2 separate regions of the Homo sapiens genome follow, and region 1 is linked to region 2. The links are chromatin contacts, found by Hi-C in ENCODE. All regions are on one chromosome and are shown on one strand. Each heading gives the region's core, a stretch centred on a gene start or an enhancer-like site at or near the end of the contact. The rest is flanking DNA. Distances are from core to core; before and after follow the strand shown.

Evidence for each region. A loop is a pair of places that touch in the nucleus more often than their neighbours do. Pooled maps may share reads with other maps.
Region 1: a loop to region 2 is called in a map of posterior cingulate gyrus, with 5 times the contacts of the local background. The contact joins two enhancer-like sites. A Hi-C loop is called at or near these places in 9 of 168 maps with a recorded cell type or tissue (HAP-1, cardiac septum, chondrocyte and 5 more), 6 of 37 single-sample maps with no recorded cell type and 5 of 50 pooled maps.

Annotation. Positions count from the first base shown.
Region 1 is chr1:218,348,898-218,353,935 of GRCh38, reverse strand. All of the region lies in intron 1 of TGFB2 (transforming growth factor beta 2), which reads right to left. Among named protein-coding and RNA genes, the nearest start is that of TGFB2-AS1, 5.7 kb to the right of the region's middle. Within about 2 kb of position 2,305, at least 20 of the 41 ENCODE cell types and tissues checked have a DNase peak (open chromatin) inside an H3K27ac peak, as active enhancers do.
Region 2 is chr1:219,658,410-219,663,443 of GRCh38, reverse strand. No RefSeq gene overlaps it. Among named protein-coding and RNA genes, the nearest start is that of ZC3H11B, 48 kb to the right of the region's middle. RefSeq lists enhancers at 2,067-2,116, 2,063-2,357 and a silencer at 2,071-2,270. Within about 2 kb of position 2,628, at least 4 of the 41 ENCODE cell types and tissues checked have a DNase peak (open chromatin) inside an H3K27ac peak, as active enhancers do.

The DNA.
Region 1 (5,038 bases), core at 1,056-3,555, 1.3 Mb after region 2:
CATCTGACTAAGCCCAGAAATATTTTGTTTTATTTTGTTATGTTTAGAGACAGGGTCACGCTCTGTTGCCCAGGCTGGAGGACAGCGGGGCAGTCATAGCTCACTGCAGCCTCAAACTCCTAGGCTCAAGCAATCCTCCTGCTTCAGCCGCCCAAGTAGCTAGGACTACAGGCACATACCACCAGGCCCAACTAAATTCTCTGTAGAGACAAGATCTTGCTATGTTGCCCAGGCTGGTCTTCAACTCCTGCCCTCAAGTGATCCTCCCGCCTCAGCTTCCTAAAGTGCTAAGATTATAGGCGTGGGCCACCACACCAGGCAGAAGGATTTTTAAAGGTGTGAAAAGATAGATCTCTATGTAGAAGAAACAGCATAAACAAAGACCCCAGAGGCATGAAAATAAATGGCCCATTTGGGTAAAGGCAAAGAGGACAATGTGACTGGAGTATAGTTTTCATGCAGGGATTTAGTGAGAGGAGGGGCTGAGCAAGGAGGAGGGACCAGACCCTGAAAGGCCTGAATCTAATTGCCTAAACTCTCAGGCCTTCTCATAGGAGAACTGGATAGTGCCAGACATGGTGAATTACCAACCCTATGTTCTCTGTTTCCAGCCCCATCCCATCCCTGCCCTGAAGTGTCAGAGGCCACCTAAGGAACAAACTGAGTGAGCAAAGGAAAGAGATCCACTGAGTGGAACTATCGCAAAGGAAAAGAATGAGCTGGAGGTTCCAAGACATCCGAGGTTAATGGAAGTGGTTCCTGGGGTATCGCTCATAATCACATTTTCATCTCCCTAAAATCCAGACCCTCTCTTAAAATCAATGGCATGATCACTGAAGTGATATTTTTTTCTTAGTGGCACATAAAATAATGGTATACCCTGAAGTCAAAGGCATTTGAGACTCAGAGAATTGCTGCCAGGCAAAGAAGACCTACTCCATGCCAGAGCAGCTGCACTAGGTGCTTCTTCACATATGTCATCATCAATCCTTACAACCCTAGAAGGCCAGTGTTACTTTCTTCATCTTTACAAGGGAAGAAACTGAGGCCTGGTTAAGTAAAGGGGGTGCTGTCTCCCACAAACTCAGTAGAGTATCAAATGGGACATGATATGTGAGCACTCGACCATCCATCCATGCAGACATTCCATCACAATGAAGGAAAAGAAGGCAATTTAGAGATGGTAGGGAAGAGGCCAAGGGGCAGTTTCATTCAGAGTCAAGACCACCAAGCCAATTCAGGAAGTAAGGTAGTGGTGAGAGTGTGGGGCACTTAAACACCCACTTCTGGATATCAGCGCTTAGAAAAGAAACAAAACAGCCAACCATCAAAAGCAGCTTGTGGTTGTAGCATGATGCAAATTTATTCCAAACAAATGACAGAAGCAAACTTTTCAGTCTAAACAAACCCATCAAAGAATCCCCTAACATATTATTAAATCTAAAATAAAATACCTGGAGAACGTTGAATTCCCAGGTTAAAAACTATCATTGTTTAAAGGATATTTTTTAAAATGAAAGCACACATATGCCTTCAAAATGACAATGGGCATTTGTTTATCTCGGGCAGAGCCACATTTCATCAAGCTGTGCAGAATCTGCAAAATGGAATCCACCCTTGAGCAGAAGCGCTGCCTAAATAGAGCAAGCACATCTGGCAAATCCAAATCCTCTCTCCGGGAGCCCATCAGTACCGGAAATGCTACATCAAGATAGCGGAAGGGGCTATTTCCAGAGCTCTTCCATGCAGTCTCTTGCTCGGCTGCTCACCTTACTCCTGAACCTATAATGGGGCGGGGTGGGGTGGGGGTGCTGTGGGCAAGGGGCAGGGGGAGGCGGGCTGGAGTGGCAGTGGGCCAGAGTCCCACTCCAGTGGTGACCCTGCACACCTCTCCCAGGGCCAGGAGCCTCCACTCTAATTTCTCGAACCTTCTAAATATGCAGCCTAAAGTGTGTTGTAATCTCTGGGCGAAGGCCTACAAGTCAGTGAACTCCTTGGTTCTAACCCAGATTTGATGTGGGTTCAACAGTGAGTCATTAGCCCTTTTTTCACATCTCAGTTTCCTCTAGGAAAAACGATCTGTCATTCTTTCATATCTTTATATGAAAGATGCTGCGACTAGGTTACATCACCATCTTTTCACCAGGGAGAAATCATTCAAAAAGTGCAACTCCTCGAGTAGACCACAGGGGTTGCTGTGGAGACGCAGTGGGCTCCCCCAACCCCTTCCTTCTGTGAGGTGGAGAGGTCCCCACCTGCCCCTCAACCTCTGCAAAGCCCCTCTTTCATCGGGTGGGGTCTCCTCAGGAGAGGCATAAAGCTGGCTGGCCTCACTTGGCAACAAAGACGACCCAACTGCTTTCGTTATAAATAGTATACTTCTTTGAGAGGTTTTTCTAGTCTTTGAAAAGTAAAAAAAAGAGGAAATCCTGAAGGAGGAGCATGTGACCTAACTTAAATGTAACCACAATTAGACACTAGAGTTAGTACAAGCAACGATGCAATAAAAAAGGGAGAATTAAAGTTTGGTCTGTTGTATATTAATAACTCAATCATTCTGGAAGTCAAGAAGTTCAAGTCTGTCTTTGATACGCTCTCTTTTTCTTTCTGTTTCTATCTCATACACCCACATGCAAACACACACATAGAGAATCCTAAAAAATAAAATAGTAAAAATGCTTACTACATAAAGCAAAAATACCACTACGTTCCAGCAATCGCTAACATTTTCCTTCATTGGGCAAGTGGCCAACAGACCAGCAACTTGTATATAGAAAGACATATTCATGAATTGAATGCTAAGTCACATTCCCCAAAACCATAGTGTCATTGGTATTCATTCTACATTCCACAATTTAACTTGGAAAATTACAGAGGAAATAGAAAAGGAGATTGCTTCATGTTAAATGTTTAACACTCATGTGAAACAACTACAAAGGGAATCTCATTGTGATTTTTCAGGCTGTATATTTTTAGTGTATCTACTTCAAAATGGTAGAATAAATCAAGATGATTATTTACTTTCTTCCATTGCCTAGCTTGGAGATTCCACTCTTTGTTAACACAAACTGCTTATTTCCCTTGCAAGGGGAATCCATGATAATTCCTCACTTCTTTTTTCTCTGTTCTAACATCACACTGCTGCTGACTGAAGCTAGTAATGGATAGGTCAACACCATCACTTAAGCTAAATAAATGGGAAGTTTTGATGTCTCTAATTTAGGGGCTTTAAGACCACAAAAAATAAAGTACATACTGTATACAATGGTCTAATCCACACTCCATTTAATTAAGATAACTGTCTGACTATCCTCCTATTCAGTATTCTCATTTGAATATGCTTTGATCATAAAGATATTTTATTTTTGTTATTATTTTCTAAATGGTACTGTTAACAGAATTCAGTAACCCCCAACAAATACCAGGGCTCCTCAACAGAGGCATTACTGACATTGTGGTCAGGATAATTCTTTGATGTTGGGAATGGGGGGTTGCCCTATGCATTATAGGATGGTTAGAAACATCCCTGGCTGACCCACTAAATACCGGTAGCACCCCTCCACCTCCAGTCATGACAACCCAAAGTGTCTCTGGACATTGCCAAACGTTCCAGTGGGAGTAGGGGTGCGGGTGTTGGGGGGAGTACAAAATCACCAGGGTTAGAACCACAACATGTGCTGATTGGTTACAATGAAAAAGGGAGAGAAAAGAAAGAAAATGAAACGTTGTGTCTCTTCCTCTTTTTGATTGTCGGACTCTCTACAGATTCTTACATGTCAATTATTTGAATTCTTCCTGTGTATAACTGAATCACCCTTTCTAAGTTTCTAAAACCTTGTGCAGCATCTTTCGAATAGATGTGCCTCGAACTTCAAATGGATTGTTAAACTACTAGAGGTCCACTAATTCCCAGTGGGCAAACTATCGGTAAACCTTAGCATAACTCCACTTCGAGTCTTAAACTAACAGCACGTGAAAAGATCAATATGAATAAATTCAAAACTAATCAGACCCCTTCTTTAAATGTTGACACAGTATTATTTATATCCCATAAATACATTCTTGACTAAAATTCATCCTAGGAGATTGGCACCTGGCCAGTTCTATTCATATTTACTGTATTTATATAGTATACTTGGCCAAGGATAATATTTAAGACAAAATATGCCTCAGGGCATATACAATATCTCTTATATTTTTACTTTTAAATCTCCACATTGCTAAAAATATGTAGTCTGAACTTTATAAAATGTCCCACAAAGGGCTATCAGCAATCTGTAATGATATATAGCTCATTGAGTATAATTAGAGCATATTTGTAATACTTGAGCTGAAGTCACTCCCTGAACGCTAATAAGTTGATGGTAAAAAATGAACCAGTGATCTTTCCCATGGCTTCATCTCTGGGGCTTATGACCCTCGCCAGATTCACTGCAAGGAATGACAGGCACACTCCCTCCCCACAGCCACTTCAGTGACAGCTGAGTTAAAAGTTAGGCAGAAAAGTCCTAAAGAGGGAAAGCTGGTATATAAGCCAATGCTGTACTTTCAATTTGCTTTTTAAAAATATGGTTTTTTTCTTTTTTTCCTTTTTTTTGGAAGGGTTTGCTATATTCCAGTATAACTAAAAAGTGCTGGAAAATCAGTTAACCTATTTTCTATAAAATTATCCAGTCCTTGCACAGTAGTATCGAACCTGCTATTAATATGGCTTTCTGCTCCTAAACTTCCATACAGAATACAGACTTTTTAAAGCCTGTATTCTTTGTATGAAAACTGGCAGTATATTTTATTTATCTTGGACGTATCGGAGGTTTTCATTTATTTGGTGGCTGGGGTGAAATGGAAAGGAGAATCCACACATTGATGTTAAATGCCATACTCTGAAATCCTCCTAATAATCTAGGAATTTTTCCAGTTTGTTGATGACCATGACCCTGGGTTGGATCATCTCAGCTCTTCAGACTGAAGTGTGCTTCAGAGAACAAAGAACTAATGCCCTCTTGGGTTACTTGCTCTCTCCACACCTATTCAGTAA
Region 2 (5,034 bases), core at 1,379-3,878:
CTCAGAGTTTCTAATTTAGTAGGTCTAGGTGGAGCTTGGGCTTCTGCTATTTTAATAAGCACCCGGGTTGGAGGTCTTTTTAAAGGGGTGGTGGCTGGCGAAAAGTTGTGGGTGATGAAGTTAGAAAGTGAAAGTAATTTCTGGAGAGTACCTGAGACCATCTAATTAAAGCATTTCAGTGAATAAATGGGTCAAATTGGTTTCTGATTTCATGTGGACAAAAATGAGGGATGGAGTAGAAGTTCGATCTTGCAGTTTGTCATGGTGGTGATAAGTAGAAACAGTCAATACTGTGCTAGTTAATCATTATGTCATATTCTCTTCTGATAACCAGCACTGAGCATTTCTAGGGAGAATTCAGCTTAGATGCTGGTAGTGGGGATATTTAGACACAGCAATGAGTTAAAAATAAGGATGTGAGCTCTCTCCCTCTTCCTCTTATGAATATCTCCCAAAAAAAGGTAGGCTTTTACCCATCTGAGGTGTTTAGATATTTGGGATATTTTAGATATTTTAGATTTGGATATTTGGATGCTTGGGAGTACTTAGGTAATGCCTCAAAATATCTACTCCATAAAATGAGAAGGGATCTTGGGGAAAAATGTTACTTTCTCTTTCTGTAGCATTAATAAAACTATGGAAATAGTGAGGGAATAGTCAATGGTCTTATAGTACAGATAAATAAATGAATTTCCGGCAGAATACGTGATTTTCTTCCTGCATTGTTTTAGACGAGATCGGGTGCGTTCAGGGTGGTATGGACGTATACCTTGCATTGTTTTAAACCAAGGGGATTTTACAGTGAATTTGAACAAGAAGAAAGTTCCAAGTGAAATCTGGCCATTGCTTTACATTTAATCTTTACATTGCTTTATGGTAGAACAAAACTTTTTGTCAGTTGTATGGTGGATTCTATGATTCACCTGATCCAGCAGGGGAAAGAAGGAGATTCTTTGGGAAACCTTGTTTGGTGACATGCAGTTGTTGGTGAGGTAAAGGGAAGGGACTAAAAAGGTAGTCAGAAATTGATTAGTTGTCAGAGACATTCAAGGGTCACCTTTGTTTTTTCTTTCTTTTTAAAATTGTCATTCTTCAGACATTCTATAGATGCTGTTTATTTATCATGCTATTAGCAGAAACTATGCTGCTCTAAAAAGTTACATAATCAAACCAAATCCTTATCCAATTTCACTGCAGTGGGACTCTGCCCACTGTGTGCTGCTCCATTATTATTGTATCAGCTTTTTAGCAATAATTGACGTCTATCTGATATAAAAATTGATACTTGGCAGAGGAAAAGAAAACCTGTTCTTTTGTGCTTAGGGCAAGTGGATGGTAACTTGCTTAAAACCCGTTTGGGAGTCAAATTGGAATATCTCTCAGCAACATTTCCCCACTTAGGTACAGTAACCGGAAGGTAGCATCCAAAAAATGTAAACCATTGTTGGGCTTCTGGATGTCTCTGAGAGAGCCTGTGTTTAGATTAATGGACGGTCGACTGAATAGGGGGTCATGATGAGTGGCCAGACTCTTTGCAACACAGTAGGCCTATTGTACATCTAACAGCGACTCAATTCAAAGCGATTCATGGCTTGGATGCTTCTGTAAATATACATTAGCCTTTAAGCAAACCAGGAATTATACCAGCTTTTATTTTTTTCTTTAAGAGAAGAAAATAAGAGAAAAAAGAATGAAACAAACACCAGAGAACTTTCTTTTGCAACAATGCCTTCTTTTCCTTTTGACATTGTTTTTTAAAGTTGCGGCAGTCCTGGGTGAATGAATATGGGTTTTTATCCCTTGAAACAGAGGCCTGCTGTCTGATGCAGGCTTCTTTTTCCTGCTTGATTGGCAGGACTTTCTGTCTCACTCCCATTAGAGAAGAAATACTGTTTAGATTTCGACACAAGATATTGCCAGTGGAATAAATAGTGCCATTTTCATGATAAAGTGGATGTTTAAGATTAAGGGTTTATTTAAGCCCACTGGTGAGCGACATTCCACTTGAATTAGGAGACACTCCTACAGGAAACAAATTTTATCAACCTAATTTTGTATTTTCCAAGCTTTTCCTGAGCAGCAGACAGAAGCAAAGATGTCGCCATAACCTTCTGTAGATGTCGCCATAACCTTCTGTTGATAGCGGAAAGCAACACCCAGGAGTAAGCGCTTGCAAGGTTAAGACAAAGAGCTCCCATGTACACGGCAGAGGGCGCTCGAGGACTGGCTGCGAGGAGTAGTTGGAACCGACTTCCCCGCTTCTTTCCTTCTCTTTTAAATGTAGGACAGGAAAAATAAAAGGATCATCAGCCAGAAAACAAAGGGCGCCAGAGAGCCAAATGTATGCAGCTGAAGAACTTGAAAAAAATTCTGGGGACTCAAGAGAGGAACCCATATTCTCATTCTCGTTGTCAGTCATTTTGCAGCTGTCCTGGCCTAGTATCACCTTCTCTTCTCCAGCCACATCCCCCACTTCACACTCCCTCAATTTGGCCCTCCGAGATTTGGTCCCGTTGGCCAGAGCCATAGGCTGCCTTTAGGAAAACCCCTGGCTCGCATGACGTCACCACGCTCATAGGGAGCGAAACTTCCCAAGCACCCCCACGGATGGTGCTAACAAAAGTTAAGCAGCGCCCCACCTCCTGTGTGCAACAGGGGTATCCTCCTCACCCCCTTTTTTTGTAAGGGAGGTGAGGTGGGAGGAGCTGACGTCGGGACACCTGGTTCTCAGCCCAGCGCTGCCCCCAGGGGCCTCCCTTAGTCTTTGTATTCCTGTTCTTCATTTGTAAAATGAGGGAATTGGGCTAAATGGTCTCTAAGCGCTCAGGTTATGCCGTTTGTAAAATTATAAGTGAGAGGTTGAGTCACCCCAAAGCAAGATTTTTAGTGCAAAATTTTGAGGGAATTGAGGCAAAGTGTTTTTTTCCTCTCTTCTTCCTGGAGTGTGAATTACCTGATTAAAAGTCTTGACTATTTCACTTCTATCTCTGTGGTGTATCGATCAAAAAGTTTATTGAACTTTTACCCTATGATCAAAATGGAGACGAGCAGATTAGATTATACCTTAATTAGCAGTTTTCTTTTTGCTAATGGTTTATTTATGAGTTCACAGCAATTTCTTAATATTAAGTTAAAAATATTGCCTGATAAACTGACAGATTACACTTGCATTTTCTCTTTTGTTCTCAGAATAAACGTTAAATATTCTTTTTTGGGGGGGATGTTCTAATTTAATTGGCCCTAATGAGAGCCAGATTGCTCATTAGAATAAAAAGGAAAATGACAATCTGTGTCACGTTTATCATCCTCAGTGATGGGCAAGGTTGTACTAAGGTTTGGAATAAGTAGACAGATGTAGAGACTAAGAGGGGCTCTGATAAACAGAGATATTGAATGTAGATAATAAGCCAATCTTAAAATTAAGCATGTGTTTACATTGTGTTCAAAGACTATGACGCCATTGGGAGACAGAATGTGGGGAGAGTTTAGCAACAGCCCTCTCAGCTGGTGACTTCAGGACAGAAACTTCTCAGTTCTCAGCAGGGGCTCCCTAAACAGCAGGCATAAGTGGATAAGTCAGTTTTGTCAAATATAGGAAAGTATATCATGTTTCAGAAGAAGACCAAAACATTATTTCAATATGAGTAAGAGTTTTCTCTTTTACCTAATAAGTGAAATGCTCACCAGTTTTATTCTGGAATGTCAGTGTGGCCCATTTTCCCTTAAATATTTGTGCCAGCAATTTCATAGTTTCCTTGGGGGCATATTTTAAAATCTATTTATCTCCACAGTGTCTACTTTGCATGGGGCTTTTGCAATAAGAGGTGCTCAAAGGCAGTTGTTGAACTGAATGTTCATATTAATTTTTTCCTCTTTAATGCAACAGAACAGCTACAGAAACAAACAAACCAAAAAAAAAAAAAAAAAAGAAAAGAAAAAAGAAATAGCCCTGCATGAAGTCACAATTTGGCTCATGCTAGGTGCTGAGTCCATTTCCAGCTCTAATGACTGGATACTCACCACCAGCTTTATCTAGGCTGCTGGGAATGAGCTGCACCAGTTGGAAGACACACTACTTATTGTTCAGATCGTTAAGCATGAATGTGCTAAGCATCAAAACTCAGATTTAGTGCAAGCTTAAAGTGGCCATTTCTTAGATCCAGCATTCTGAGTTTCAAAAAAAGAATGTTTTTGTATGTTAATACTAATGCCACTTTCTATTTGAGTCACTTCTGAAAAACAGTTCTGTGCTAGGGCAGTGCAATATATAGTTCTGTGACATTACTTAGTGAGAACCAGCAGCAGTGTGGCAAAGTGCTTAGTTGAATCAGAGCCATACAGAATCATATTTATGCTTACATAGGCGTTGTTGCATTTGGGAGAACGTGTTCACGGGAAAGGGTGGTGATGATGGTGGTGGTGGAATAGTATGTGATGTGGTTAGAAACCCTGTTTTTCCATTCATTGTTTAATCTTTGATTCTTCATCTATAAAATGAGACCTCTTGCCATTGAGTTGTTTGAAGGCTGAGAAAAATATATGTAGAGTCCGTAAACATATTCAAAAGTAGGCATTCAAAAATAAGCTATTTTTGTTATTTAGGTTCTAAAAAGCTCTTTTCTTCCCAACTATATTTCCAAAGAGCTGTCAAATAATGTACTTAGTTTTTGATTAAGACTGATGCTTTCCAGAATTACTGGGACAGAAACACTAACTACTCATTAAAATAATCCTTTGTGCCTTCAAGGGTTCAGTTCTTTTCTTCTTTCTCTATTTTCATTCTACTTCTCTCCTCAGAACAGTTTCTAAATTCTGCTTCCATCACATCTATTTGATAATAATCTAATATGCTACTCTTCCTGAGAATATTTCATTATTAGTAGGGAACAAATCTATCCACTAAGAAATAAAGTATGGAATGGGAATTTTAAGCGTTGGTGAACACATTGGAACATGTTTTTTTAGAGTACTAGGAAGTTTTCAGTGTTTTTGAAATTAAACTCATTGGTGGTAACTATGGCATGAAACAGATCA